Linked DNA regions of Mus musculus: regions 2, 3, 4, 5, 6 and 7 are each linked to region 1. Evidence: chromatin loops called from intact Hi-C (ENCODE). Cell type or tissue: left cerebral cortex. All regions are shown on one strand. Region 1 holds the start of Gm51556 (a long non-coding RNA gene). Region 2 has its middle 38 kb from the start of Gm32968. Region 3 has its middle 26 kb from the start of Gm32968. Region 4 has its middle 72 kb from the start of Gm39264. Region 5 has its middle 37 kb from the start of Gm39264. Region 6 has its middle 20 kb from the start of Gm39264. Region 7 has its middle 53 kb from the start of Gm51556.

The links. Hi-C counts contacts between places; a loop is a spot of excess contacts. Peaks named below come from ENCODE experiments on the same cell type or tissue, not always from the same donor. Only the 100,000 strongest peaks of a DNase experiment are listed, where the experiment ranks them.
Region 2: it touches region 1 in a loop (2.0-fold over the local background); 2 of 42 quality-filtered maps call a loop at or near these places.
Region 3: a loop joins it to region 1, with 2.0 times the contacts of the local background. A loop is called at or near these places in 2 of 42 quality-filtered maps.
Region 4: it touches region 1 in a loop (2.4-fold over the local background); 13 of 42 quality-filtered maps call a loop at or near these places.
Region 5: it touches region 1 in a loop (7-fold over the local background); 3 of 42 quality-filtered maps call a loop at or near these places.
Region 6: it touches region 1 in a loop (2.0-fold over the local background); 3 of 42 quality-filtered maps call a loop at or near these places.
Region 7: a loop joins it to region 1, with 7 times the contacts of the local background. A loop is called at or near these places in 6 of 42 quality-filtered maps.

What each region holds. Positions count from the first base shown.
Region 1 is chr8:120,486,820-120,490,819 of GRCm38, reverse strand. It overlaps Gm51556 (a long non-coding RNA gene), which reads left to right and starts at 367. Exons shown (of 2, transcript XR_003947480.1): 1 at 367-1,671; 2 at 1,918-3,543. It also overlaps a transcript of Gse1 not described here. In left cerebral cortex, a CTCF peak has its summit at 1,559; DNase peaks (open chromatin) are centred at 1,395, 2,058, 2,914, 3,649 and 2 more places; H3K4me3 peaks cover 4,000 bases; H3K27ac peaks cover 3,687 bases.
Region 2 is chr8:120,287,908-120,291,907 of GRCm38, reverse strand. It overlaps a transcript of Gse1 not described here. Among named protein-coding and RNA genes, the nearest start is that of Gm32968, 38 kb to the left of the region's middle. In left cerebral cortex, a CTCF peak has its summit at 3,275 (motif pointing left); DNase peaks (open chromatin) are centred at 1,050, 1,988, 3,254, 3,602 and 1 more place; H3K27ac peaks cover 2,330 bases.
Region 3 is chr8:120,299,182-120,303,181 of GRCm38, reverse strand. It overlaps a transcript of Gse1 not described here. Among named protein-coding and RNA genes, the nearest start is that of Gm32968, 26 kb to the left of the region's middle. In left cerebral cortex, a CTCF peak has its summit at 2,148 (motif pointing left); DNase peaks (open chromatin) are centred at 52, 2,153 and 2,490; H3K27ac peaks cover 1,194 bases.
Region 4 is chr8:120,415,188-120,419,187 of GRCm38, reverse strand. It overlaps a transcript of Gse1 not described here. Among named protein-coding and RNA genes, the nearest start is that of Gm39264, 72 kb to the right of the region's middle. In left cerebral cortex, CTCF peaks have their summits at 1,929 (motif pointing left), 2,441 and 3,350; DNase peaks (open chromatin) are centred at 2,128, 2,185 and 3,563; H3K27ac peaks cover 1,847 bases.
Region 5 is chr8:120,379,790-120,383,789 of GRCm38, reverse strand. It overlaps a transcript of Gse1 not described here. Among named protein-coding and RNA genes, the nearest start is that of Gm39264, 37 kb to the right of the region's middle. In left cerebral cortex, no CTCF peak of the experiment used is centred here; DNase peaks (open chromatin) are centred at 753, 1,057 and 1,963; H3K27ac peaks cover 2,090 bases.
Region 6 is chr8:120,362,801-120,366,800 of GRCm38, reverse strand. It overlaps a transcript of Gse1 not described here. Among named protein-coding and RNA genes, the nearest start is that of Gm39264, 20 kb to the right of the region's middle. In left cerebral cortex, CTCF peaks have their summits at 2,211 (motif pointing left) and 3,142 (motif pointing right); a DNase peak (open chromatin) is centred at 2,184; H3K27ac peaks cover 660 bases.
Region 7 is chr8:120,435,583-120,439,582 of GRCm38, reverse strand. It overlaps a transcript of Gse1 not described here. Among named protein-coding and RNA genes, the nearest start is that of Gm51556, 53 kb to the left of the region's middle. In left cerebral cortex, no CTCF peak of the experiment used is centred here; DNase peaks (open chromatin) are centred at 537, 1,419, 1,819, 2,235 and 1 more place; H3K27ac peaks cover 2,481 bases.

The DNA of each region.
Region 1 (4,000 bases):
TGAGCCGCCCAGTACTTAACTACAGAGGTTCCTCTCATACCACCAGCTAGCTCCAAGGCCCCAGAGAGGCGCTTGGGAATACAAAAAGAAAGTACCTATCTTTGCTCTCCTTGTCAAGGCTAACAGGAAGCACTGGCAGAATCAGTCTGCACACTTCTGTGAAGAGGCTACCACACACACCTTCCCATGGGGAGCCGGCAGAGCTGCAGAGGGCACCTGCCCTCCTGCAGAGATAACCCTGCTGGAAGCTGGGGATTCCGGGCTCTAATTTTAGCTAGACCAAATGGAAGGAAGTACCGAAATGAACTGAACACGGAGGAAGGGGAGAGCCCAGCTAGAGGTTTGACAATTGCTATTTCAGGCCCTGGAAGAGAGGGAGGTGCGTGGAGAAAATCTTCCAATAAAAACAGCCTGGGGCCAGACCCTGTGGCACACACACCTTTCATCCGGCACTTTGGTGGAGGTGAGGCTGAGGCAGGGGAATCTACGTGTTCCAGGCCAGCCAGAGCTAAATCGTGAGACCCTGTCTCAATATAAACAACAGCAAGGACTGGACACCCCAGGAACAGAACAGGCTTGCCACCAGGTAGGGCTGGACATAGAAGCATCCGCAAAGGAACGCCCAGAGCCACCTACAGCCGTCCTGCAGTCGGAACTGCCTCCTCCACCCGCTTTTCCTTGCGACCTTTCATCTCTGCTACATTAACTCAGTTACAACGTGTGCCCTAGGTCAGGACGACTAGGGCCAGCTCCCTGTAGCTGAGTCCTGCCCAGGCAGGTTCTTGGCCCACATCTCCTTCTCTGGACTCCAGGTTGGTGGAGATCTGGCAAGAGCCACAGGATCCACACAACACACAAGTGGGGACGGGGGGAGGCAATGTTAACCCAACACCCAGCCACGTGCACGTTTCCTACGTTTCCTAGCAAAACTATTCCCAAATCATCTGCAGAAAAGAGCAGACCATGTCATGCACGAAGGCCGCCCCTCTGCTCCTTCAGCACCCCAACATTTCTGCACCCCACAGACGCCTCAACTTCAATAGAAACTGTGTGCCAGGGCTTAGAGAAAAAAAAAAGAAGATTAAAAAAACCCAGCATTCTTAGAAGAAGCGGCCACACGCAGCTCAGCCCTCTCGACCTGCGGTCACGTGCAGTCGGACCCGAGGGGGTACCCGAGGGGGAAGCCACCAGGAGGGCCGGGTTCCCACGCCTGCCTGCTCGCTCCGGGCTCTCTAGCTTCCCTCGCGCCCGCGCGCAAGCATCTTAAGGGTGGCGGGGCTCCCCATCTCTCCCGCGGTGGCCCCCGAAACTGAAAGTTGCATGGCAGCGGCTGTCAGCGCGCACCGAGGCGCAGGAAACAGGAAGCCGCGCGCACTGCGGCCACGGCCCCTCCCGGCCTCGCACAACAAAACCTTCCAGGGAATCGGGAGGGGGCGGCGGGGCCGGGGCCCCCAGGTCGCCGCCCGCGGGAAAGTAACTTCACACCCGCGCGATCCCGCCCGGGGCGCAGCGCCGCCGGCTCCGCGCAGACAAAAGGAGCGAGACGCGCACCGGGCCGGGCGCCCCACGCGGCAGCGCGCACTGAGCGGGCAGCCGAGCAGCGCGCCCCTGTGCGCCCCTACGCGCCCTGGTCTTGGGACCCGAGGACCTGGCGCACGACTCGCTTACCTGGTAAGTAATAGAGAGGCGGCTTCAGTCCGAACATGGCTCAGGTTAGAATTCCATAGTGGCCAGAGAGGGACGAAGAAGGAAATGAGGGGAAAAAAAAAAAAAAATCAAGCCCAGCAATGAAACAAAACCAGCGTCCAAGCCACGGCGCTCAAAAATGTCCAAAACAATAAAATAAAAGCAGAAGAGCGATCCCCGGAGCACCGTGGGTAGAAACCAGTTTGTGTTTTTTCCTTTTCCTTCTCCGAGATGATCAAAGGCTGCCTTTCCGTCCAGCGCCCGGGCAGGTTCGGCCACCTCGGCCGGAGCAGATCCACAGTGAGGTAATTGACCAAGGAAGGGCTGGAGCCTCCACGGCGGCCCGGCGTCTTCGCCGCGTGTGTATTTTCTGCCTTTTGGACTTGAGATGCAAATTAAAAAAAAAAAAAAAAAAAGGAGGGGGAGCTGGCGGAGGGAAGAGGGCGGGAGAGCAGAAGAGGAGAGAGAAAAATAAAGGGGGGCGGTGAGGGTGATGAAATTGGGGGGTTAAGGTCTTTAGGGATTACTCATTGGAAAGAAAAAGAGACAGGAGAGAGAGAGGAAAAGGGAGAGAAAAAAAAGCACCCCCTAAGACGTGCGAACAGCAATCTCGCCTCCATTCAGCCATTTGAATGTCAAGGGCGAGGGTCAAGAGACCTGTTTCCAACAGGGTTTCACGTTCAGAACCAGAAGGGAAAAGGAAGGGGGGCGGCGGGAGGGGGCATCTGGTTGCCAAGGAGAAATCGGCTTTGTTTTCGTTTCCCCTTAGCTACTGGGTGAGGAGGGGCGGGGTGCGGAGAGGAGGAGGGGGGCGCTCGGCAGGGGTGCTGGGGGGTGGAGAAAATTAATACCCAAACAGCCAAGAAGTACCGAGGGGGCAGATTTCGCCTCGTCAATGGGAGAGGCAGCGGCGACAAACAAGTCTTGGGCTAGGGACGCTGGTGAGGGCAGGCTCCCCTCCCCCCCTCACCACCAGCACCCCCCCCTTTTTGGTTATCTCCCCGCCCGGCGTCCCACCACTGACTCAGACGGAGGGGGTGGGGAGGAGGGAGAGGAGGAGGAGGAGGAACTCGCGGGGGCGCAGCCGGCAGGAGCAGGAGAGCGGGAGGCGAGAGCGCGCGGCGGTGGAGAGCCCCTCGATCAATTTTCATGCAAGAATCATTATCGGTAAATTGGAAAGCTGGCTGCCTGACAGCAGATTTGTCTCCCCTAATGAAAGCGAAAGGGAAGGGGCGCAGCGGCGGGCGGCTCCTTCCGTCTGCGCCGCGTCCTCCTGGAGCTCCCGGCTGCGCGCCGCGGTGACGAGAGTTCCACTTGCGACCTGCCCGTGCGCGGCCTCAGAGCCTTACGGATCAGACCCGCTGCCCAGGGCTCCAGGCGGATGCTCCCACTTCCGACTGCAGGGTGCTCCCCTCGGCCCGGGAGCCGGCCGTTTGCAAACAGTGGGCGACTGCGGGCGCCGCCGGGGCCCCCTCTGGCTGCCCAACTCCGCGCTCTGGCCGTCGGCCCGCCCTCGCTCCTCCCCACCCACGTCTGACAGCTGCGGGAGCCCGGAGCACGACCTCCCCCCCGCGACCGTGCCCCGGGGAGGCCGGGGCCGCCCTTTGTGCAGCCCGCAGCGGGCTGCGGAGACCGCGCCCGGGAGAGCTAAGGCCGGCGGTTGGCCTCTCTCTTTCCTTTCCTCCCCCCACGCCCTACCCCTTAAAAAATCCCTGTTGCAAGTGTAATCAAATGCTTGATACCATCTCCCACACTCTCCTGCACCCGGGCATTATCAGATCCGGGAAGGCATGCTTCCAGGCAAACAGACCTAATAAATGCTATTACTGGGACTCTGCAAGCCCCGGCTGCACCATAGTAACGAGAGCCCGGCTAATTTGGTTTAAGCAAACGACCGACTGCACTGAGCGTTAGTGTGGCGCCTGTATCTCCCCTCCCCAGCCGCCGCGCGTTCACACCAGCTCAAGAAGGCCCCAAGTGATAATTCCCCAAATCGAAGGGGAAAAAACCCTGCCGCCAAACCACATCCTGTGCGCTCATTGTCCAGCCCAGCGATTTTAAAGAGACAGCGTCCATTTACCCACACACCAGCCCCTACTACTAAACGCACGCGGCAAAGCAAGTATCAAGATGCGACCATTTGTTTTTCAAGGCCTTTTATGGAAGCTCTCCCTACCGCCGTGGCGCGACTACCTGGGGTTGTGTGACTCTGTGACACTAATGGTCACCTTTTGACCCCAGATCCTCAGGTCCTAGTCCGCAGGTACGCACAGTAGGAGCCATTGTCGCGCCTGGCTAGGGTTGCTGCCCTGGC
Region 2 (4,000 bases), 200 kb after region 1:
GTCTCTCTGCCCTTCCCTAAAGTGGCTGAGGCAGTCCTCGCTCCTGGCCAGGCCTCCCTGCTGCGCCATGTACATTGCGCCCAGCTCCTCAGCCAAGGCCCTCACTCCATCTGTTCTGTAACCAAGCAAAGGAGGCGCAGGAGGAGAGGAGGGCCCACGGTTCCCCGGGCACCCATGGCTACCCTGCCCAGCTGGGGCTGGAGAGGACAGCTCCTGACGCTTTAGGGACAGGACCTGACTCCAGTCTCTTCTTCTGTATTGATGAAGACAGTCTACAAGATGCTTGCCCGGGACGCCATTTTGTTCATCTTTTAAGGCTTACTAACTGTCTTGGTCAGGGTTTCAATTCCTGCATCATGACCAAGAAGCAAGTTGGAGAGGAAAGGGTTTATTCAGCTTACACTTTCCACACTGCTGTTTATCACCAAATAAAGTCAGGACTGGAACTCAAGCAGGTCAGGAAGCAGGAGCTGATGCAGAGGCCATGGAGGGATGTTCTTTACTGGCTTGCTTCTCCTGGCTTGCTCACCTTGCTCTCTTATAGAACCCAGGACCACCAGGCCAGGGATGGTACCACCCACAAGGGGCTCTCCCCCCTTGATCACTAATTGAGAAAATGCCTTACAGCTGGATCTAATGGAGGCATTTCCTCAAGGGAGGCTCCTTTCTCTGTGATAACCCAGCTTGTGTCAAGTTGACACACAAAAGCAGTCAGTATACTAACCAACTTATAAATGCATACAAAACCAGTCACATCATGTGCTGTGTCTGAGACCTGGATTTAAAAACAAAAACAAAAAAACCAAAACAACAAACAAAAAACAAAAAACACAAATAAGCTCCCAACACTGACTGTTCCAGAACACTCTTTTCAAACTCTAAAACTAACATAGAAACTACCTGCCTTGCATCGCTGACTTCCCCCTGTCCTGCCCACACCAGACCAAAGACCTACATGCCCAAGAGCGGAGCCAGCTAGTAGTACGCCCGTTAACAGCAGACTGTTCTAGATCAGCACTATCCAAGGCAGCAGCCGTTGCCACCACCACTGCCAGCCACCCGTGGATAAAGGGGCACTTGAAACTCAGCGGTACAACTCAGAGCTGAGGTTTGCCATCGCGTGTCATTTAAGCAGAGCGATGCTTGCCTAGCACAGCGGGCGACACCTTGGCTTCTGCTCCTAGCACTGCAAATACTCCTAAAGATTTTAAATAAACCCTCACGGCCACACAGTGGCTGGAGGCCTCTGCTGACCGGAATCTCTTGAAAAGAAAACCTTTATCGACTGGTGTGAGCCTGCCCTGAGGCCAGAGGAGGGTGAGTGGTGGACAGAGGCCGGGGCTGAGCACACAGGTGAGCACACAGAGGTGCGGTTGGGCTGGCGAGCTCCTCCAGGTGCACAGCATCCCTGCAGGTTCCAGGCTGCTTGTAGGCACTATGGAAGATGCAGAGCCTTAGGCTATGCAGAGGTGGAACCAGCTGTGGGCTGTTTCTCTCCTTGAAGCCAGTTGTTCTAGTCCCCTAGAGGTGACAGATCTCCCTTCCAGGAGGAGCCTACATCATTTTTTACCTGTGACACCCTCTACCTTTGAGAGCTTTCACCAGGATAAGCCCCTGCAGTCCCAGAGTGTTTGCAAGGAGGGTGGTGGTGCCTTTTTTTTTTTCTTTCTAACTTTTGGGTGGGGGGAGGGGAACAGATAAGCTCAGAGACTAGCCTGAGGTCACACAAGATGGAAAAGCAATGTTGGTATCATGCCAGCCCCAGAGGAGACCAAGGCTAGGAGGATTGTCCTCGGGTCAGTGGGGCTCCGCCCACCAGTGTACACTGTGCTAGACCTTCAGGCCTTTGGCTCTCAGGTCTCTGGAAGGGCTGAGAGGCCCTTGGGAGGTGCTGACAGGAGCCTGGGCTTCTGCCACTCCCTCCATCCCGGCTGGCTTCTCACTCCCGCTGCGCTGGGAGCTGGCAGCCACCAACTGTTGCAGCCTCTCCCGCTCTCCCTGCCCATCTGCTCGGTGTTGGATCTAAGGCAGCGGGGCCCTGGAGAGCTGCTGCAGGGGCTGCTGCTCCTACCCTCCCTTCACTCAGCCTGGGGTTAACAGGGGACACGGGACTCAGCTCATGGCAAACAGTCTGATGAGCAGAGCAAGCCAGATGCCCCGCTACCTCCAGCTGTGACTGGATGGTCCCTTCCCTTGGTCTTGGCAGCCATTATGTGTGACAAGGTCACAGTGTGTGCCCTGAATGTAACTGGCTCTAGGGCCAGGCCCAGGGCCCAGCCAGGCTCATCTCCCACCCCCTCCAGGCCAGTTCCCCCGTTCAGCCTGTCCCACCACCAGAACCACCCATCAGGCCGTCCCCCTGGCTAGACCAATGGTCCCCAACCAGGCTCTCACCCCCAGATTCTCTGACCACACAGCATCTGACCCACCCACCTGCCCTGCTGCCTGAGTAGCAATTTCTCCTGTCATCTGTTCTATGGCTGACTTAGAACCAGAACAAACAGGCTGGGGATGATGCAAGAACGAGGTGATCTCAAGGCACGGCTTCCCTGGCTGGTGACAATTCAGAACTGTGACCTTGAAACACACGATTCACAACTCCAACTCTGAGGGCCTGGGTTCTCGTTTCCTACGTGGCCGCCATTCTGAGGACACAGAATACACTAAGGACCCACTATGTATGTGAAGGGCCAAGCCTGAGCAGCTAAAAGAGCCACATCTTCAGGGATCCCGGCCTACAGTGGTGTTGGGGCAGGCAGCCCAGACAAACTTCCGAGAAGAGAAAGGTGAGTCCTCAGAGGTAGGAGGGGAGAGCCTCAATGGGCACCCATCTTGCTCCCTGCGACCCAAGCCAATTAACATGACTTCTTGAACCCCATGGAAGATGTAGCCTGTAGCGGGGTGGTTAGCGGGTGAGCTAAGGCCTGGCTTGTTGTAGGTAGTGTAAGGGTGATGGTACAGAAGCACCCACAAGCCACCTCCGTCTCCTCATCCTCCATGCCCCACCCACCATGGAAAACTGGCCCGTGCTTACCCTGGATCTAGCCTTCACTGCAACCTTATCCTGCACTCTGGCTGCCTACATCCTCCTTGATTGACAGAGCCGGGGCCAGCTGGCCTCCGCTCACTTTAGGCCTGTGCTCAGCAGAGCCTTCAGCAAGGAGCACCCTCCCTGCCTGCTCCTTCCCCCTCAGGGCTCTGGAGCTCTGTTATCAGCAGGAACCCTTGCAGGGTTCTCACAGCCTGGACGCCCTCTGGTGGCAAATGCACACCAGGCCATTCTTGACTTAAGCTCCCAGCCTCTGTTGTCCCCACTGCATGAAATGAAGCACACAGTAGGTACTGCAGACAGCAGAGGCGGCGGCAGCCCTGACCCCCGACCCCCAAGACTCCATCCCAAGTCCCAGAATCCACTGAGTGCTGAAATTCTGCCAGGCCCCCAGGGGACAGAGCCATCTAGTGGGCAGCTGGGCATATCCTGTCACCCTGAGGCCCCAGTAGTTCCCAAATGGGGATAGAGTGACTCTAGGAAGAACAGAGGAGCATACAGATCAGGCAGGCTCCACGGGCCCGCTCCGCTCTATGGTGGGCGGGCGTGTGCCTCCGCGGGCAGCATGTTCCTGAAGCATATGCTCACCATACGCTCGACCGCCACGGCATCCCCGGTGCTTAGTACAGCCTGCTGGCGGAAGCAGGCCTCTGCCTGGAGCCTCCTCACCTTAGCAAGGAGCATCTGGGGACCGAGGCTGGGGTGTCACCTATCCCTACTCTGTGCAGCATCTGCTCTACCAAGGCCCTGCAAAGGAAGTGGCCTGGGAGCCCACGTCATAGTCATAGGCGACATCGACTGAGGCTCAGAGAGGCTCAGCACAGAGTTAGAGGTGCACAGCGTGCAGGGACTCTGGGCCTCATGGCTTCCACTGCTCCTGTTATGTCTGTCACTTGGGAAGAGGAGGGCTGTGGCTGGGACACAGCTCTGCAGAATGACCCCCATGGCCAC
Region 3 (4,000 bases), 190 kb after region 1:
CTGGAGAAGACGGCTGTGGGCTGTGTGGTTACAAGTGCTGGCTGCTTTTCCAGAGGGCCCACGTTTTGTCGCAGAACCCACACTGGGTGGATCCCAGCTGCCTGTAACTCCATTTCCAGGGGACCTGACACTCTTCTGGCCTTTGCAGTTCCTGTATATATGTGGCATACATTCACACAGATGCACACATAATATAGACAAAGAAAAACAAAACAAAAACAAAAGCAAGCAAGCAAACAAATCCACAAAGGTCATGTCCCCACCCCCACCCACCCCCACCCCCGCCTCACCAATCAGCACACTGCCTGTGTGTTTCTGATCTGATGAGCATAGCCCGGTGGCATAGACAAGGGACATACAACCCAAGGTCAAGAGGAAACTGAGGTGTGGGGCCACAGGTCTGCTTCAGGTGAGCTGCAGGCTCTCCCGTGGCCTTGATTCCCACCTTCCCCAAGTCATCACCTCAGGGTACAGCCGAGCTGGGGTCGCAGCAGCCCCACTGGCTACCTGGAAGCTGAGTTTGTACCTGACTTAGTTACTTTTAGACTTAATCAATTTTCTGCGTAGGGATGTTCTGCCTGAGTGTATGTCTGTGCACTGCGTGTGTGCCTGGTACCCAAGGAGGTCAGCAGAAGCCAGCAGATCCCCCTGGAACGGGAGTTATAGGTGGTTTGTGAGCCACCTGGGAATCGAACTCAGGTCCTCTGCAAGAGCAACAAGTGATCTTAACCATTGAGCCATCCCTCCAACCCATGCTTGCATTAAACACACACAAACACACACACACACACACACACACACACACACACAGAGCCATACCAGAGCCAACTAGATGGGTCAGTAAATAAAGGTAGTTCCTGCCAAGCCTGAAAACCTGAGTTTAATCCTCCAGGGCCACATGGTGGGAGAGAACCAGCCCCCACGATGACCTTTGACCACCCCCACATGAACACCTTGAGACGCACAGGCATACAAACAATTAAGTATATTTTAAAAATACTCCCGAAAATTTGGGTTCAAAAATACTAAGCTGCTTTGAATTCCTGCTTACAGGGGGCTCACTCTAGTCACAGGTAATTTTATTTTACTTATATTTTCTTTTATTTTGAGATAAGTAAATTCTCCATGTAGTTCTGACTGTCCTGTGACTTGTTATATAACCAGAGACCCACCTGCTTCTGCCTCGTCCAGCTCTACATCCAGCTCAAATGGCTTTAAAAAAACAAAACAAAACAAAACAAAACCCTGCAGTATTAAATCCAATGTTTTTTTCCTCAACACTAATCAAAGTAAGTACAGAAACCCACAAAGAAGCTGGGCAATGGTGGCTCACACCTTTAATCCCAGCACTTGGGAGGAAGAGGCAGGTAGATCTCTGAGTTCAAGACCAGCCTGGTCTAGAGTTCCAGGATAGCCAGGGCTACAGAGAAACCCTGTCTCAAACCAAAACCAAACCCACAAACAAAAAACAAACACTTGGTGACAGGGCTTCAAATACCACACTTCAGCCAGGCCAAGGGCACAAATTACCTAAGTCACATGTATAAAATGGGATCATGACTTTGACCTGGCCTGGTTTGAGCCTAGTTTCCTGTCTACTGTATAGTATCATTGACAATCCCAGGGCACAATACCAAAGTCCCTGTGTCTCCATTTCCCCCACTTCAGTGGTGCCAGCCCTGGAGATTAGACATGGAACTCTCCTCAGAGTGTTCAAACAGCATAGAGCCAGCTCCCAGCAAAACCCAGGAGTTGCAAGGTCCTCCAGTTGCCCAGCAAGCTAGGGTTGTAATCTCAGCTGTGTAGCCTCAGGCAAGTGAATGTACCTCTCTGGTTTACCCATCTACAACTTAGAAATGGCAAGCTCACCAAGGAACCCACTAGGAACCCCCCCCCCCCTTTCTCCATGGCTTGGCTGTACACCCAGAACCCACTGTGTTAACATGATTGGCACCCAAGGATGTCATGGGTAGGATGGAATCCCAAGGCCCAAGTACATAAGAACAACACTCTCAGGCTCTGCCACAAGTCACCAAACCTGCCATGAAAGAATAAAGGGGGCACAACCAGCAGCTCTCTCCACCCTGACCTCCCCAGGCAAGCGCCCTTCCCAGGGTGAGAGCGCCATCTGCTGGAAGCATGGGGCGTGGCACCTGTTTCAACCTTGCCCAGCTTGTACCTGGGTCAGGGCTTTGGGCTTGAGGCTGGATCTTTAAGAACTGCTGTTCAGCCCCCCCAGGCGTCCAACACCAATGACAGACTTCTGGGATTTGACCTTAGGCCTCCACTGAGCACCCTGGCGGTGAGACCTGAACCCTCCTTTGCACGGAGCCTCAGCTCCTGCTACTGCCTTCGGTCTCCTACAGCATACTCGGCTGCCAACAGTAGAGCTGTGACTGCTCCAGTCGACAGCTGCCCTGCAGGGGCACAGGCTGCAGGAAGCTATGGTAGGACGCTGTGTGCCTGAAGGCTGCTGGCGGGAGGCCACAGAGTCCTTCCACCACCCACAGAGCAGAGGAGGAGCCGGAGCTGGGAAGATTACAACAGCGGTCTCCTTGAATCAGCCCCATTCTCTGTGAGAGGACAGCAGGCACCTGTTAGCATGACTGAGGCTCGTCCGTGAGGGATGCTAGACATCAGGGATGACACACCTGGCACGCATCACGCTACTGAGAGGGTCCCTCCTACGGAGCCAAGTGTGGCTATTAGAGCCCTGAGTTGCAGAGCAAGCTGCACCAGATCTTAGAGGGAGGACTTGCAGCAACCTCTACTGGAGCACACTGAGCAAGCCAGCATGCTTCCCTCCTCTCCTGTCTCTGTTCATGTTCACGCTGATGTAAGACACAGGTACACATGCATGGAGAAGCCAGGAGTCATTGTCAGGTGTCCTCCTCAATCACTTTGCCATCTGGCGTTTTGAGACAGGGTCTCTCACTGACCCAGAGGTTCACTGATACAGCTAAGCTAGCTTGCCAGTGAGCACCAGGCTCCTGCCTCCACACCCCCAAAGTTAGATGCATGCTACTACTGTACATATATATAATATATGATATATGATATATACTATATGTTATATATAACATGATATATAAAATATATATTATATAATATAAAGTATATTATGAATTATACATGTATATCATATATTATATACATATATAATATATTATATATACAGGTATATATTAACTTGGTTTATTAACTTATGTGTATGGTTTGCCTGCATGTATGTCTGTGAACCATGTGTGTACAGGGCCCACAGAGGCCAGAAGAGGGTGACAGATCCCCTGGACCTGTTAAGAGACTGTTGTGAGTCACCACGTGGGTGCTGGGAATCCAACTCTGGTTCTCATATTTAAGGGAGCACTTTCCTAACTGACCCATTCCCCAGCCCCGCCCATCGTCAACTCTTTCCATGGTGTGGTGAAACACACCCCGGGTCATGCTGGTCAGTCTAGAGATACAGAGTACACGGTCAGTCCCATAACCACTACCTCTGTCTATTCTAGAACGTTCTCACAGCCCTAGGAAGAAACTCTGCACCTCTTAGTTTCCCCTGCTCCTGCTCAGCTGCACTTCATGCCCATGGTCATCCTATGGCTTGTGGGTGTATCAAGCTTCAATCTCTCCCATCATGCTTTGGGGTGCACCCACACAAGTCTCCTCATAGCCAGGTGAGCACCCAGTGAGTGCATAGACACCTTCTTATGCACCCTCTGTGAATGGACACTGGCATCCCCTCCCACTGTCTCGGAAAGGGCTGTGACCCTCCCGTTCCCAGAGTCCGAATCTGCCAGCGCAGACCACTCAGCAGACTGGCATCGTGGGCCGAGGTCCAGGCTAACATCCAATGGCCTGGTGCTCCATCTGGTGCTCCCTCTTCCCATGTCTGTTCTCTCACTAAGGGGCAGGGACACTGGGTTCTAGAGATGCCTCCCCCTGGCCTTCAGTGAGTGATTCCTGGTGACTCCTCCTGACTGGAACAAGCCATTACAAGACC
Region 4 (4,000 bases), 72 kb after region 1:
TTCTTCCCATAGGGGGACAAGAAAGGATGGCTTTATGGCTGGCAGCCCCCTTCCATGTGGAGTCTTAGGCCAAGAAAGCCTGTCTCATCCGCATGGGTCCCATTGGGTCCCTTTCCTGTCCTGCGTTAGGTGTATCAGCTGATTGGCTGAGCATGGATCTGCTGGGAGTGACTATTAACCCCAAGGGCAGGAAGTTCCTACAAGAGCACCTCAGCCCCTCTACAGGGGTCTCCACTCACCCAGCACCAAACTCACTCCGAGCAATCTACGCAGAAGAGACAGACTCACTTGACAAATACTTGCTCACAAAACAAACAGACTAAAACCACCACAGTGCTGCGGGCATGGACGGACACCTCGGGTGATGTCCGAACCAGAGCCCCAGCTCAGGGTGTTCAGGGCCTACAGGAAGGGACAGCCAAAGGCTTTCAACCGGGAACATCTTCACCTTGAGCTGTGGAAGCCATGGCAAGAGGCTTCCTACAACAGAACACAAAGACCCATCCGAGCTTCCAGAAAAACCTGGGGCTCCTCAAGCTAAGAGTTCCAGCGGGGGCCTGAGAAGCTCCAGTGGCTTGGTCACGGTACCAGATCCAGCCAGTGTTCCTGGATGTGGCCTGGGCACCAGCAGGTTTTAGTCTGTTCCCAGGTGATTTCTGAACTGTCAAACACGGGGGCTCCAGGCCAGAAGGTAAGCATGGTGAGTGGGGGTGGGGAGCGGGGTTGAGGGATGGGGGTGGGGGGTCAGGGGCCACAGACTGGATCAGAGCCAACTGCCTGCATACCAAGGCTTGAGCCGAGTAAACAAGTAACAGAGATTGGCAGGGCCATGGAACAGGCATGTCGGGGAGGGAGGAACGCTCAACTCTCACACACTGCCTATCACTGCAGGGCTTTGCCAGGCCAGAGTGGCACACTATTTCCACACACCCATCCTTTTGATTATCTCTGCTGGCCACCATTGGCTGACTGGGACAAAGACATCTCTTTGGCCATGGTGGGACCTGACACAGATTCGGGAGTCAGGTAGGGACACAGAGGGAGCAGGAGGAAGCTTGGGCAGCCACCAAGAGCAGCCTAGCCTCGGAACCAACGCGACACGAGTCCTCAAAGAGGGAGAGACAGGGCTGCAGGGTTTCACACTTTATGCTCCCATCCAGACACACCCCAGGGACCACAGCAGACCTGGGGTCCCAAAGGGACAGAACAAGATGCTCCGGGCGGGCAGATGTGCATTGTGACTGTGGTGGGGATCTTTTTCCCCAATGTGGCTTCAATAGTACTCACGTGCCCTTGCCTGCAGGTTAGACCTTGATAATCGTGCTGTCTTTTTCCATGAGGACAATGGACTCAGAGTCTCATCTCTGGCAGAGGCTCAATCCCTGAGCCTGCACCCTTAGCTCCCAATAAACCTAGTTTTGTTTTGTTTTGTTTTGTTTTGTTTTGTTTGAAACCTCAGGAGCCCAGGCTCTATTTAATTCTATGTAATTCTTGCTGTTACCGAGAGTGACCCCTGACCTCTGATCCCCTCGCCTCCACCTCCTGAGTACCAGGATTACAGGTGTGTGTCACCACACCTGGCTTTTAAAAACACGGTAAGACATCTACATGAGAGCGGATCATGAAATAAACAAGGGCCTCACTGTGCTGGAAGGGAAGGTCTTGGGGCTGAGGCTGAGCTCTGCCTCCCCGGGGCCACCCTGGGAGCCCTGGTGAGCCGCATCAGCAGGGCTGGAGGCCTCATCATTATTTGTGTCTCATTCCCCGTGGGGGAAACGTAGTTGCCTTCCCTAACAATAACAAAGTATCAGGGCGGCTCTTAAAAGCCACCTCTCACATTTCCTAGAGGCCACCAGGCTCAGAAGTGGCAAGCTAGCCCTCCAAGATCACACAGCAGCTATTCTGACAGCTAGGCATGCTGCCCCCTAGAGCATTGCCAGCCCTGGCCACTTCCTCAAAGCCCATGGATATTCATTAAATACATCTCAACTGAGCAGAATACAGGCCTAACAGGCTCCTGCGCCTTGATCACACAAGAGGGGGCGGGGCTTGCCGCTGCGTGCTCAAATCCAATCTATCCTACTTGGCAAGCGCTCACCGCCTGCCTGTGGGCTGTAGGAAAACTGGCTTGGTGTGGCAGGGTGGTGACCACTGCCTACTGTAGAAGCCAGGGCTCTGCTCAGCCCTCACGCCTCCTGGGCCTGGGCAGCAGCTGGCCACGGTCCCAGGGAGGCCCTTAGTTTCCCAGCCGCCCCTGGCTTTGTTTACCCGGGCCCTTCCAGGCCAGGAACCATCCGGAAAAGGCGGTTAGGCCGGGAACAGCTGCCTGGCGCCTCTGAATGGCTCAGATGTGGTGCGCGGCGGGGGCCAGAGCCAGTATGCTGCCGCTAGGTGAAATCGGCTGCCGTTAGAGTCACCAAGAGCAATTAAAACGAGAGGAAAAACAGCCAGGGTCCTCCAGAGGCACCCGACCAGCTGCTCCCTGCTCCCACCTCTTGGGCCCCTGGGGGTAGCTCGGGCTCTGATTCTTGCCTGGCTAGCGCGCACGCCCCGCCACCTGCCTTCCGCAGAGTCAATATTGACAGCCCCTGAGCAGCTCTCCGGCTTGCCAAGGGTTGGGGACGGGGAGGCAGAAGGCTCCGGATCTCCACTCGATTGCTGTGTGGAGAGATGAGATATTACCTTCCTGACCCAAAACCGGAGTTCACAGCTGCACTTCATTAGGCTCTTCCAGGAGGCCCAGGGAGAGGCCAGGGCTCACCTGCGGGCAGCAGCTGCTGCCTGCCTGCCTCCCTCCCTCGAGGCGCCCTGGGCTCCTGCCCAGGCTTCAGGGCATGGGGTGGACTGCCCAGGCTGGTCGCCAGCACTACCCGGAAGTCCCTCCACAGCCCTGCCAGGAGGGAGAGGAAATGACCATAGACCTGGGTCCGAATCTCCTAGAAAGTACTAGAAGTTGATGCTAGTGGGTATCACCCTCCTGGACTCCTCGCTTTGTCTCTCTGGGTGACATGTTCCCTATATGGTGCTGTAGTGTGTCTGGGTACACAGTAGATGCTCAATAAACGCCCCTTCCCGTCCCCTTTGCAGCTGTAGCTGCCTTTGGAATGCTCACACCGCATAACTGAGAGTTACTTTAACGTCACCTTGAAAGCACCTAGTCTACAAAGATCCAGAAGGCCAGTTGAGTCCCACAAGAGGGGCAGCCCACGTCTTCATCTCACAGGAGGAGCAGAGATACTCAACCAGGATTAAGGGCTTCCCCAAAAAAGCAGTGGAGCTGGAAGTTAAGGGGATCCCGCAGGCAGCAAAGTCAGACACTCCAGTCTAGGGGCCATCTCTGGGCAGCCACTAGGCTGCCTGACTCTGCTCACTGTTGTTCACCGCATCTTTGCTCTCGGCCATGACGTCTGTTAGTCATGCCTCAGCAGGCTCCAAGGTGTCCATGCTGTGACTCTGACCCACCACAGGAGCATGGTGGCTGGCAGAGAGAAGCTATGCAACCTGAACAGATCCCTTGAGCTCTCTGGGTCGTCCGTCACTGAGCATGAACCATATGGCTTGAAGGCTGTGCCTATGGAGGCGTGTGGGAGCCTGAATCCCAGTTTAGTTTTCTTCTCTGTCCCTCCATGTGCTTCAGACACTGGAGGGCGGGGGGCGGGGGGGGGGGGGGGAGAGGAACATGGTGGGACGATGACAGACTGACAGACCGGGACGGGGACAACAAGATTTTAATTCAGTCCCAGCTCAGAACCCTGTGCAATCCCGGGTGTAGCTCCCCAAGTCTGGGTCACCTTTCTAGCTCCGGGTAAGATGCACCATGCTCAGGGCTGATGTGGTGACAGGTGACAGGGACTCAGGTACTAAGGACCCCCCCCCCCCACCTCATCCCTAGTTCTTGTCCTCTCAAGATGTCCTTACAGCTGCCCTTTCCAGGTGGGAAAACTGAAGTCTGAGGAGACCTGGGTCAAGGTCAAATAAACGGAGCTGAGATTTGAACCCT
Region 5 (4,000 bases), 110 kb after region 1:
ACAGGTCGCCTGACCTACCTCTCCCCTCCTTGAGCCTCTTTGCCCTTTTCCTCCCACCCGTTGAGAGCAAGCCCAGCTGCTTCAGACCCTGCCCCGCCCCAGGAACTCAAAGGCCCTCTGCCCTTTCCTCTCTCCGCAACCACCTCTGCATCTTTGTGTGCCTCTGTCTCTGTCTCTGCTCCTTCTCAGCCTCTGACCTTGCGAGCTCTGTGGGGAGGGCACCCTGGCTCATGTACAGAAGGAGCTGAGATCTTGGCAGCCGGAAGTTATAGCGCCCAGGTGAGGCTCTCCTGATTCCACCCTTGCCCATGGTAGACTCAAGTCCCCAGAAGCAGCACTCTGTCTGAGCAGTGCCTGGATGCCCAGCTTGACTGTGGAGCTGGCAGTGACCTCGGTGTCCTGAATCCAGCATATCACATTCAGGCTCCAGGGATGAGGAAGCCTATGGGCCTGGACCGTCCCCATGGTCCCAGCAGCTGCAAAGGGCTCTGGAAGACACCAGTCGCTGACGGAGAGGGTTAGGTGTTTATCTAGACCAGAGAGTGTTGGCACCACAGTGGCAGGGAGAGAGGGGGTCTAGAGACCCAGCCGGGTGTTGGTTCACTCGGGCTTGCACTCAGCTCTTAAAATGAGGCTCCCCGCTCACTGGCTGGCTCCCCATTCCCTGTGGAGCTGCTTAGAGGAGGCTCTGAGTCTGCTTCTCACCTCCTCCTCACAGGGCACAGTGGGTTCCCAACACAGATGGACCGCAAGCTGGGAGTGAGGACAGGCTGAGGCCAGGAGCGGGCAGCCTGACTTGAGACTCAGCAAAGCTCTATTTGTATCTGACTGGAACATGCTAGAACTGGGAAGCTGGGGTGGGGAGGGGGCATTTTGAAACCGCAGGCATATAGCCAGGGGACAGGGCCGCCAAGTCTTCAGATCGGGTTGGGGGGACTTAGCTGGCCAGGCCTTCCCAAGACATCACTTCTTTCTCCAACGGCTGATCTATTCTGGGCGGGCTCTGGGCTCTGCTCCAGGCCAGGCTGGGAAAGGGGCCGAGGCTGGGGAGGAGGTGGCAGGGGGTGGTGGTGACAGGAGCTGTTCTGGGCAGGCCCCTGGAGAGCGTGGGCAGGGGAGGACAGAGCTGGCAGATGGAAGAACCTTTATTAAGAATGAGTCAAAGACCAGAAGGATTTTCTCAGGAGCCCTGGCGAGAAGGGAGCCCCGGAGTCCTGCCGCAAGGCTGGGCATCGTGCCCAGCCGCCGAGCCAAGGGGGGGGGGAGCTGGGCACTGGCCATGGGGCAGTGTCTCCAGCCAGGACACATGCCAGCCCGGGGCCATCCTGGCTAGGCCTCTAGACTCTAAGGCCCCTTTTCATTGCTGCTTCACCCTTAGAGCCCCCTCAGTCTGCCCACCTGTGCAATAGGAGGATCTTTCTCTGTGAGTGAGCCCAGACTGCAGACCAGTCATGGGGTGGGAGTGGGGCGGAGACCCCAGCTTGCCTTGACTCTCCCCTGTGGCACTCCCTATTGTAACTGATGCCCTACAGCTCTGCAGCCTAGATTCTGTGGGCATGAACGAGTCCTAACTGTCCACTTCCATCTCTCTCAGAGGTTTATAGCTAAGCCTACATCCTAAGCCTGCCTGCTCTGCTCTCTCCTGCTTGTGACCCAGGTGCCCAGCTCTGTCTATGGACAATATCAGGAACGTCCCCCCTGCTGGCTTAATTCCCTGCTGAAGCCACCTCCTTCAGGGCCAGCCTGGCTGTCACAGATGTGTGCTTAGTGCCCGAGGCTGGCTTTTTCAAAGCAGTGGCCATGAGATAGGCATGTCCTGCTGCAGGACGTGCTCTGGGGGACAGTGAACATCCAATCAGGGCTGGTGAATTCCTTCCAGGTCACTGTGGCTTACAAAGAACAAGATGGAGGGGCTGGAGAGAGGGCTCAGCCATTAAGAGGACTGGATGCTTTTCAGAGAGTCAAACCAAGCTTAGTTCTCAGCATCTACACGGTGTCTCACAACCATCTGTGCCTGGGGATCGGTCACGATGTGATACACGTATAAACATTCAAGCAAAACACTCATGTATCAATAAAATATCTGTAAGTTGGTTTTTTTGGTTTTTTTGGTTTTTTTTTTTTTTTTTTTTTGGTTTGTTTTTTTCTCTAGCAGGGCCTAGAACTTTAAGGACAAAGGGAGAGTCTGGAGGGCAGCCACCGCACCTCTGTCCCCCAGGGACTGAGCAGCAAAGCACTGGCTTTGAAGTATTGCTCCTCTGGTCCTTTTTCTGTTCGCACAGTAGCAGCCATCCCCCAGCCTCCGAGATTATTCGTGAATTCTCCCTCTACACCCATCAAATTAGAGCAGTGGCCACCCGGCTAGGCAGCCCCGACAGGTATTAAACTTTAATGAACACTAATGGCCTTGGCCTACTTCACCAGCACAGGGCTACTTACTAACATTTAACTCCTCAGGCCCCTGTGCTCCCTCCTCTCCTGCTGTGCTGCCCCCCCCCCCCATGGATCCTACCCCTTCCCCCCTCAGCCCACAGCTGGGCCTGCCCTTGAAGGTGTGTCTGCAAGCTGCCCGGCCCGTTCGCAGTCCAGCAGAAACCACCCTGCTCCCATCCGTTGTTGTCCAGAGCCACCCCGGGCTCTCAGGTTGACCAGACATGACAGGCGGTTCCCAGAGGGGCGCGCTCTGCTGTATGCAGACATAACCCTCATCCATCCAGAAGCCACCAAATACCATCCAAGCCCCTGCTGCCCTCCGGCAGTCAGAGGGGCTGTGTGCTTGAAGTCAGAGCTAAGCACAGTGCCAGGGTCCCAGACTGGGCCCTCAGATTGGAAGCAGAGGGAAGAGACAAGGATGCTGGACTTGTTCACTGCTCCAGAGCTGGCCACTGCCTTGTAGATACGGACTCCTTCCGTCTGTGAGCAATCACACAGAACCGTGAAATGTTCCAGAAGGTTCTAGATTTTCATCAGTCAGGAAGAGATGGCTCTTTGTGAAAATGAGGGCAACAGGCAAGCCCTTCAGGTGCCCCTGGGGCACTTGTAGATGGGGATATATAAGGGAGGGGCATTTGAACAGTGCTTACTGTGTGCTAAGGTGCTGTATAGATGGAGCTGCAATGCCATCAGATGTAACTGTAAGCAGGGTTCCAAGGGGGCAGGCAACCTATCTCACAGACAGGTCCCCAACCTCTCCTCTGTTCCTCCCAGTTAGAATGTAAGACACGGGGCACAGGCTGTAGCAGCCACTATTCTCTGAACTCCAGACAGCAGCGATGGAGACAGAGACGTCACTCTGCTCCAAGTGGGGCGAGCTGAGGGAGCCCTGGCCGTGTAGCTCAGACGCCAGCTTGTAGAGTTGCCACAGTCCCTAGGAACCACTCAAGCTGCCCACCTGGTTCCAGTTGCTTCCACAATACCCTGGCTGAGGTATCGACCCAGAGCCTCCACTTTCCCATTTCTACCACGGCAGGTAAGGTACTGCATAGGACTGCTGCTAAAACACAGGACACCCTGTGAACCCCTAAAATCTCAGATAACTTAGCACCACATAAGCCAGTGTGGCAGTGCACACCTGTGATGCTAGCACTCGGGGCGGAGGCAGGAGGATCTGCAGCTCACTGCCATGCACAGCTTTGTCGTGAGTATGAAGTTAGCCTGGGCTACGTGGGACCCTGTTTCAAGTCATCAAATAAATGACATCAGACAACAACACTTCAATATTAGAAGTGTGTGTGTGTGTGTGTATGTGCACACACGCATACACATGCCATAGTATACATACAGAGATCAGCGAACAATTTTGGGGAGTCAGTTCTTGCCTTCTGCCTTGTTAAAGCAGATCTCTCATTTCTGGCCCTGTGCAGTGTTCTCGGGGCTAGCCAGCTTCTGAGTGATTCTGTCTCTGCCCATCTTGGTGTAGAAACGAAGGGATTGTAGGAGGGTCAGCAGGTCCAGCTCTTGACATGCGTTACGGGGGTGGGGGTGGGATCTGGGTCACTGG
Region 6 (4,000 bases), 120 kb after region 1:
GAGACCAGGTTAGCCCAGGCAGGAGGCCAGGGCAAAGGACAAAGCAGGCAGAGGGCAGTTGCACAAAGGAACAGCCAGTATCACAAGCTTTGCCCAGGTTCCAGTGCCCACATGTATGTCCTATAAGAACATAGAACTTTCCCCTGGAGTCCCCAAACATTGCTACTGGTGTCTCTGCCATTGCTGCCACCCCGCCCCAGTGAGACCCAATCCTCCTGACTACTCTCAGGGACTAGTCCCTTACTACCTCAGACAGCCCTGTAAGACATCGTGTGTCCCCTTCATTATCTGTAAACTGTACGTCTTACCAGGGAAAAGAAGGTCACACCTAGGACTGGCCCCTAGCCTGGGTTCCATGCAGCCTTCACTGATGATGCTGCCTGTGCTAAAGGAAATGTCAGATGTCACTTGTATCTGACATGGGACTGGGAGGACTAGAACCTCAGAGTCACCTGCATGGGACACCTGGGCCCTGAGCATGCCTCTGACCCTCTGGGGGCTCTGTAGCCCAGGCCCACACGGCTCCACTCTTGACCGCCGCTCCCATCCCTGCCTTTTACTTCTTGCTTCCTGACCAGAGGGTGGCCTGGAAATGGGTCAGCACTGGCTCTTCACCTAGGCTGTCCCAGGCTAGGTATGCTCTGGGAATGTAGGACTCAGTGGCCTCAGAGCTGGGAGCACACAGATGAGCCCGAGGGCAGGCTTGGTGCCGGGGTCAGCTCCGGGTCAGCCTCTGTTCCACAGTGCACAGGGTGTGGAGGCTCGTGCCTTGGGACAAGCTGTAGGAGGGGTTGGCTCAATATCCCACCACACCGTTCAGTCAGCTAGGCTGGATCTGGGACCCCAAAGTACTGCCTCTTGGGCCAACACTTATACCCCAAATGCATCTCAGTGTCCTTGAGCTAAGACACTGCCACCCTGAGTCAGGGCTCAGCCCTCTGTCACCCCCACATCCGTCTACAAGCCTTGATGTCTGGGCACCAGTCCCAAGACCCACACTCCTTCCTCTAAGCTGGTGCAGGCTTTCCCTGGGGCTCACTCTGGGCCCACTCACTCGTGGGCTCCTCTGGTCAATGAGAAGTGACTGGCCCAGCCTGGTCTGGCTGCCTGTGGGGACAATAGTGGACTCACTTATGGGAGGGGCGGAAGGACCCACCGGTGAGAGGCTCCCTTCTCTCTGCCTCTCCATCCACCTCTCTCAACCCTACTAAGCTCCTTTATGAGCTAGGTCCACACTCGGAGCTGCGTACAAGCTTCAGCCCAGCAAGGCAAGGCAGGCTTCCTCCTGCTCCCCAGCGTCCTGCCTGGCACTGCCACTATGGCTTCTGTGGGGACCAGGCCCTCGGAGGTGACAGCTATTTCCCTATAGTCCTGATTTCTCTGCCTCGTGTTCTCCTGGCAGGCTCAGCTGACCAAGACATTTTGTGCACAGAGGAGGAAGGCTATGCCCTAAGACACAGAGGGGTCACCCTGACAGCCCTCATTCCTGTAGGAATTTGGCACCACAAGGGGGGTCAACACAAAGGTCAAAGGTCAAAGAGACACAGTCAAGGCTGGGGTGCTGGGAAAGGATGTGCGTATGCGTGGGACACAGGGAGGAGGAGGAGGAGGCTCAGACGAGAAAGGAGAAGAGGCTCCACAAGAGGAGGCTCCACGGCACAGAAGGCCAGGCAAGTGGTGGGCTCTCAGAGGCTGAGGTGGGCTGTGGGTTTCAGAGCCTAGTCAGTGCTCTTTGCTTGGGGGTGGGGGTTGTAGATGCAAGGGACACAGGCCACTGGGAGGGAGGAGGGACAGGAGGCTCCAGCATTTCTGAGTCAAGGGTCTCGGGTCTCTCCCCAGAGAACTTCTTCTCTGCCCTATTCAGCTGGTAGGGTCTCCATTCTGAATTCCCTTCTCTCTAAAGTCCCCAGTCACATGGTGCTTCCCCTGTGGCTTGCTCTTCTTGGTGTCCATCTTGATGCATTTGGGGGAAAGAGAGCACTCCAGGTGCCCTCAGCTTTGGCAGTGTTTGGGGGTTCCAGGGGAAAGTTCTAGGCAGATCTATGTTCTGGATGCATTTGGAGGTGGGGACCAGGGTGATCTGCCTGCTGTCTCCAAGGTACCCAGGGGAGGGGAAGGGGCAGAACCTGGTTCCTGGGGCTAACCCCACCCACTCCAGGCTTCTGTTTCTGGCTCTGCTGGGTTGCGCCCCCTTCTGGGCCAGTGACAAACTACATCCACAGCTTCTGTCCGGGAGGGGCAGGAAACCATCCTGACCCCTGACCTGCTCAGCAAAGAGAGGGGAATTTGGGGGTCCAAATGCAGGCTGTCCTTACTCAGCAGCTTACAAGGCTGGCCCACCACACCCCTGAGTTCTGGAGTGACCCCACTGTCCTGCAACTGCCTGAATAGAGACACACTTCCTGTCCACTCCGCCCCTTTCACTGACACTAGGGACCCCGTACCAAAGACATAGTCAGCCCAGTCAGGCTGACTGGAACGGACCGCCAACCAGCAGGCTCTATGAGACACCACCTCCTCCTGCAGCTGTGAACAAAGAGCCACCTCACAGGGCAAAGTGGACCTCTTGTGGCTGTAGCTGGGACATTAAACCCTAGGCAGAAGGAGAGGTTAGATAAGCCAGTTGGGTGTGTTGGGGTCTCAGGGTTATTCCAGCTGGGGAGGGGTACAATGGGAGAGAAAGGAGAAACACGAGGAAGGGGCCACAGGCCAAGGACAGCTGAGGCTTTCAGAAGCTGGGGCAAGCGCGAGGCAGATCTTACACACTAAGGAGGAAGCAGCCTGTGAGGCCTTAGCCTGGAACCCAGCCGAGAGCTCTGACCTCTAACCTAAAAGGAAGAGGCACGTTTGGAGCCACTAAGTTCCAGGTGACATGTGACAGCAACCACAGGAAACCGGTGTGACGGGAAGAAGGCCGTTCCCAGACTCACACAAGTGTTTGCTCCCAGGAACATCCTCCAGGGCACAAGCTCAGCTGTGACCTTGAGTGCCCTTGGCCGAGCCATGACCAAGGCTGGGTCCTCTGTTTCCTAAAGGCATTGCTTCTTCTGGTTTTGTTTTGCTTGTAAGATTTGTTTGTTTTTATTTCTTAGGCGAGAGTGTTTTGCCTGTGTGGAAGTGCACCACCTTTGTGCAGTCCCTCTGAAAGCCAGGAGAGGGCGCCAGGTTCCCTGGGCTGGAGTGACTTGAGGCTGGACACTATCTAAATGTGGGTGCTGGGATTTGAACCCTGGCCCTTTGCAAGAAGAGCAGCCAGTGCCCTTCAACACTTGGCCATCTCTGCAGCTCTTCTTATAGCTCCCTCACCAGGTGTTTGAAATAAATTCACTCAACCCTCAGAGCTCCTGTACAAAACATGTGCTGACTGGACCATGCCCTGAGGAGAGAAGGAAGGCTCTAGAGTTGGATAAGAAGCCACTTGGATGCACATACCTGGGCTCTAATTTCCTCCATCCACTGCCGCACAGACCCCAGCTCCCATTCACCCAGTGAAAGCTTGCGAGTCCCCCACACCCCACCCCGCCCGCCTAGGCCAGCCAGCATCACACAGACACACACAGACACACACACACACACACACACACACACACACACGGAGGTAAGAGACCCACAAATTGGAAGGAACAACATTTCCAGATGGGAATGAAGCTGAAGAGAGAGGCTACAACCCCGTGAGCAACTACTAAAAGCTGAACGGAATAAGCCCCCGAGGACACAGGGAAAGTGTCACACATATGTGGCCTTCAGGAGGGTGGGCCAGGCTAGTTATAACATTGTCTCCCTAGGGCCCCATGACTCTTCACCCACAGGGCCCACAAAAGTCACTTCAGTGGCTCCGAGCATAGTCTTTGTGTGTGTTTACGTGCTTGTGTGGAGACTCAGGGAGGGGCAGGTACACACGTCTGTGTAGGTCAGACTCTGATGTCAGATGTCTTCAGTCGTTATCCTGTTTTTGAAGACAGGGACTCACTCACTGAGCTAGGCTGGGTGGCCCGCAAGC
Region 7 (4,000 bases), 51 kb after region 1:
CCCTGCCTGCCTGCAGCCAGCAGCTCCTGCAAGGGCTGCCTGCCTCCCGCAGGCTGTGCCTGCACCACCGCATTAAGGACAGATGGATTACAGCTAATGAGCCCTGCTCGCACCATTAACACTGGAGCCTTCCCTGGATTAAAACGCGCACAGCCCGCCGGGCTGGCTTGTCACTCTCGAGGTGGGCACCGCGGCTGCTGGCTGTGCGTCAGCGTACCCTTAATTGCTCTTGTAATTGGGTCGCCTCGCTCCTGGGAACCCTGATGCCACCCTCAAGGGATGGCGGACTGGTGAGACTGCCTTTTCCATCTCTGCACTAGTCCCCCTCCCCCAAGGCGGTTTTCCCTGGAGTTTGAGCCCCTTCCCTGAAGGTCTGCTTGGGCCAGCAGATACCCCATCCCCAGGATTGTGAAGAAAGGAAGGGGCCGGGTGCACCCGCTCTCCAAATCACGGCCTCTGGTCTATTGTATGCACACACACACACACACACACACACACACACACACACACCTCTCATGCCCCCCCTACAATTCTCTGTCTCTCTCACACCCACACATACACACACATACTTAAAATACACACATGTTCCCACACTCATAACTCTTCTGTGGGATGAAGAAGAAATCAGGAAAGGGCCACCCGGGCAGCAGGGTAGGGCCATGAGGCCCTGAGCCAGAGAAGCCAACTTCCCGGCCTGACTCAGTTGTGTGGCTCAGCATGGTTATTCAGCCGCTCGTGCCTCTGTTTCCCCATCCGTGGAAATGAACATGTGCCAAGTGAGCAGTCATATTTAACAGTTGTGGCACACAGACAGCGGTGGTCTCTGTTACCAGGGTGCCAGGTTCTGTCTGTGAGTGACAGGTGTGCAGACATGTTGGCCTCCCATTCACTCTATAATCAACCCAGACTGCCCTGAAACGTATGGCCAGCCATCCTCCTGCCTCAACTCTCTGCTAACTCATATCTAGATTAGAAGCAGAAACAGGAACTTTGGGTTCAGCAAGGTCTGAGGCCGGGGGACTGTGGCAGGTGACACTCGGTGATGACCCATAAGTTGGCTGAGCGGGTCATCACCAGCGGCCTTTCTTACGCAGCTCGTGGCCACTCTTCCTCCCACAGGATCCAGATCTGCTTCACCCAATGCAGAAGAAGAGCCCAAGGGTCCCCTGCAGCCCCAGGGAGGTCCTATCTCTCTAAGGACTGTTTGCCCATTTGAAAGTTGGTATAGCTAGGGTCCAGTATCCCTCCCACATGCCGCCTGGGTGCACAGGCTACGGAGCGCCGTGGGAGGCACCAGGCAACTGCAGGCTGCGGGCAGGAGGGCAGGAGCAGAGGCCCGTCCCTGAGGTCTGAATTATTCACACACAATAGCACCCTTACTTACAGTGCAGCCGCCACCGACTCCTGCTGGTAGATTACTCGGGGACTGGCTGCTCTCTCGGTTAATTAAGGGGACACTTTTGCCAGTGACTTCTCAGGTGTGCAGTCAGGCAGCCCCAGGTCTCATCCCACTGCCTCGGAGACACTGGATCCCCCAAGACCTGCCAGGTGGGAGGGAACTGGAGCTGGAGCCGTGCCAGGCTCCTAGGTAGGGACAGTGGCCTGTGTGCCCCAGGGCGGAGGCAGGGGGAGTGTGCCAGGCCACAGGAGCCGCATGGGGCTGATCCTGGATCCTAGCGGGGGCTGAGCAGAGACCGTGTCGTGCGTATATTCTCTCTCACCTGACAGAGCTGGGCACAGGCACAGACACTGTGCTCTGGCAGGTTCTAGCAGGTTCTGGCAATCCTCTAGCAGGGTAGGAGCAGCAGCCAACATGAAACATTTACAAAGGCCTTTCGTAACCATCTGTGCTGGGAACGGAGAGGCGGGCTGAGCAGCCACAGCCTTCCTGCCTAGGACCTCAAGGCTGGACAGTTATGGCCCCACCAGGGCCGGGTTTTGAGACGCCAGTCCAAGTAGGGACAAGGACCAGAGTGGCCCACAGATATGCTCTACAGAGAGCTAAGGATGGGGACATAGGGGAAGAGGGCCACAGCATATCCCAACTGTGTTATTTCCAGCTGTGTTGCCTTGGGGACAACACAGTCTCAGTCTGCCACAAATCATGCACCCAGTGGGTGTGTGGGTGTGTCCTGTTGTGCCTTTTCTGTGATTCTTGCAACATCTATGGTCCCTCAGCACAGGGGAGAATCCACTGACTTCAGTTCTTGACAAGGTCCCTTTGAACCGGATTGACTTTCTTCTGCCTGCATCCAAGAAACTCCCACACACCCCTCAAAACCCTCCTGGCACATCCTACCCCTCTGCCTCTTCCTCTCTGTGAGACACAAGACTCCCTCTTTCCACTGCAGCCAACTGTAGCTCATACATGGTTTATCCTTGGTGAAAGATCCAAAAAGAAGGGGGGCACTCTGGCCTGCATATTACAGACTAAGAAAACCTGCCACACTGGCTGAGCCCGTGCAGAGCCTGAATTTGGACCTGGGAAGTCTGGCTCTCTTCAGCTGCCTCTGAATGGAACCATGGGAAAAAGGAGAGAGGTCTGGCTGTTTCAAGAAGAGCCAATGTCAGGAGCAGCTGGACCCAGCAGACCTGAGAGATGAATCAGATGCTGAGATCTGAGGCAGTCAGCTTAGCGGGGAAACAGGGAAGGTTACAAACTAAAACTGAAACCTGAGCAGGGACTCTGGCAGTGTCATCCAGGGAGGGGACCTTGGGCTGTGGTTTCTGCCTGCACACACCCCCACCCCCACCCTCAAGTGCTGGCTCAGCATGGAGTCCAGCTGCTGACCTGATGGTTATTTCAGGACTATAGGGGCAGGTGGAGAGAGCTCTTGGCTTTAAGCTGAAAATGGTGGTGGAAGAGGGGCGTTCCCAATGGGTGTCTAGCAGAAAAATCCGACTGGGGGACTCTCCAGCTGCCTGGCAGACTCACCCATCCCACCCAGTCCCGCTCTCCCTTGGGGCCTTGGCGCCCCCCTCCCCCACTGCACCTGCTGTGGGAGTGTCACCTCAGCAGATTGGTCCTCAGGTCCCCAGGGAGAGTAATTGGACACAGAGCAGAGGACTGCTACTGTGCTGTGTCATCTACTGTGGGTAGCCAGGGAGGCGGCAGCGGTGGCGGGTCCTACTGGGTCTCCAGGACGGAGAGGAGAATGTTCCTCTTTAGGGAGGGGCAGTAGCCGTGGAGCAGGTCAGAGACAATGGAGTTTTGTAGTGGTTGCCTGACTGACCCACGTTTACATGAAGCTCTGGCTTCACTCCCCTTCACCACACAGAATGAGCGTGGGGGCATAATCCTGTAAGTCCAGCAATCATGAGGTGGAGGCAGGAGGATTGGGAAATCAAGATCACCTCAGCAACCATAGCGAGCCCAGGGCCAGCCTGGGCTACATGAGCCTGCGTGCCTGGGTGGGATGTGGGAACTCAGGGTTTTTAAAAGACGCAGGCGGATGGCCCTTGTGATGACTTGGGTATGACTTGGGTAATGTCCAGTGTGTGGTGTCGATGGGACTTCTGCAGCCAGCTTGTCGCTATACTCGGTGTTCCCCGGGGTCAGCAGGAACTCTTCTATCAGGAAGTGAGCAAGTTAAAAACCTCAGTGCTTAGAGAACTGAAAACCTGTGTCCACCCTACGCCCCAGAGACAGTGATTGAGAACTAGAGACAAGCGTGCTGCTACACGCAGTGGAGTATTACTGAGCCATAAACAGGGACAAAGCTGTTAGACATGCTGCCGTGGTGAGACCGGCAAACACGATGCTGAAGGCTGGGTGTGACGACGCTATCAGCAATGCAAGCATGGCTGAGATCAAGGCAGGGGGATTGGCAGGTCCAGGCCAGCCTGAGCTACAGCCCTGTTGCCAAGGAATGGAGGAGAGACTTCACAGTATATGAACTAGATCTCAGTAAAACTGAAAAAACAAAACAAAACAAAACCAAAAAAAACCCTAACCCCTAACCCCTGCCTCGTGCCCAGCCAGAGACCAAGGCTGCCCATC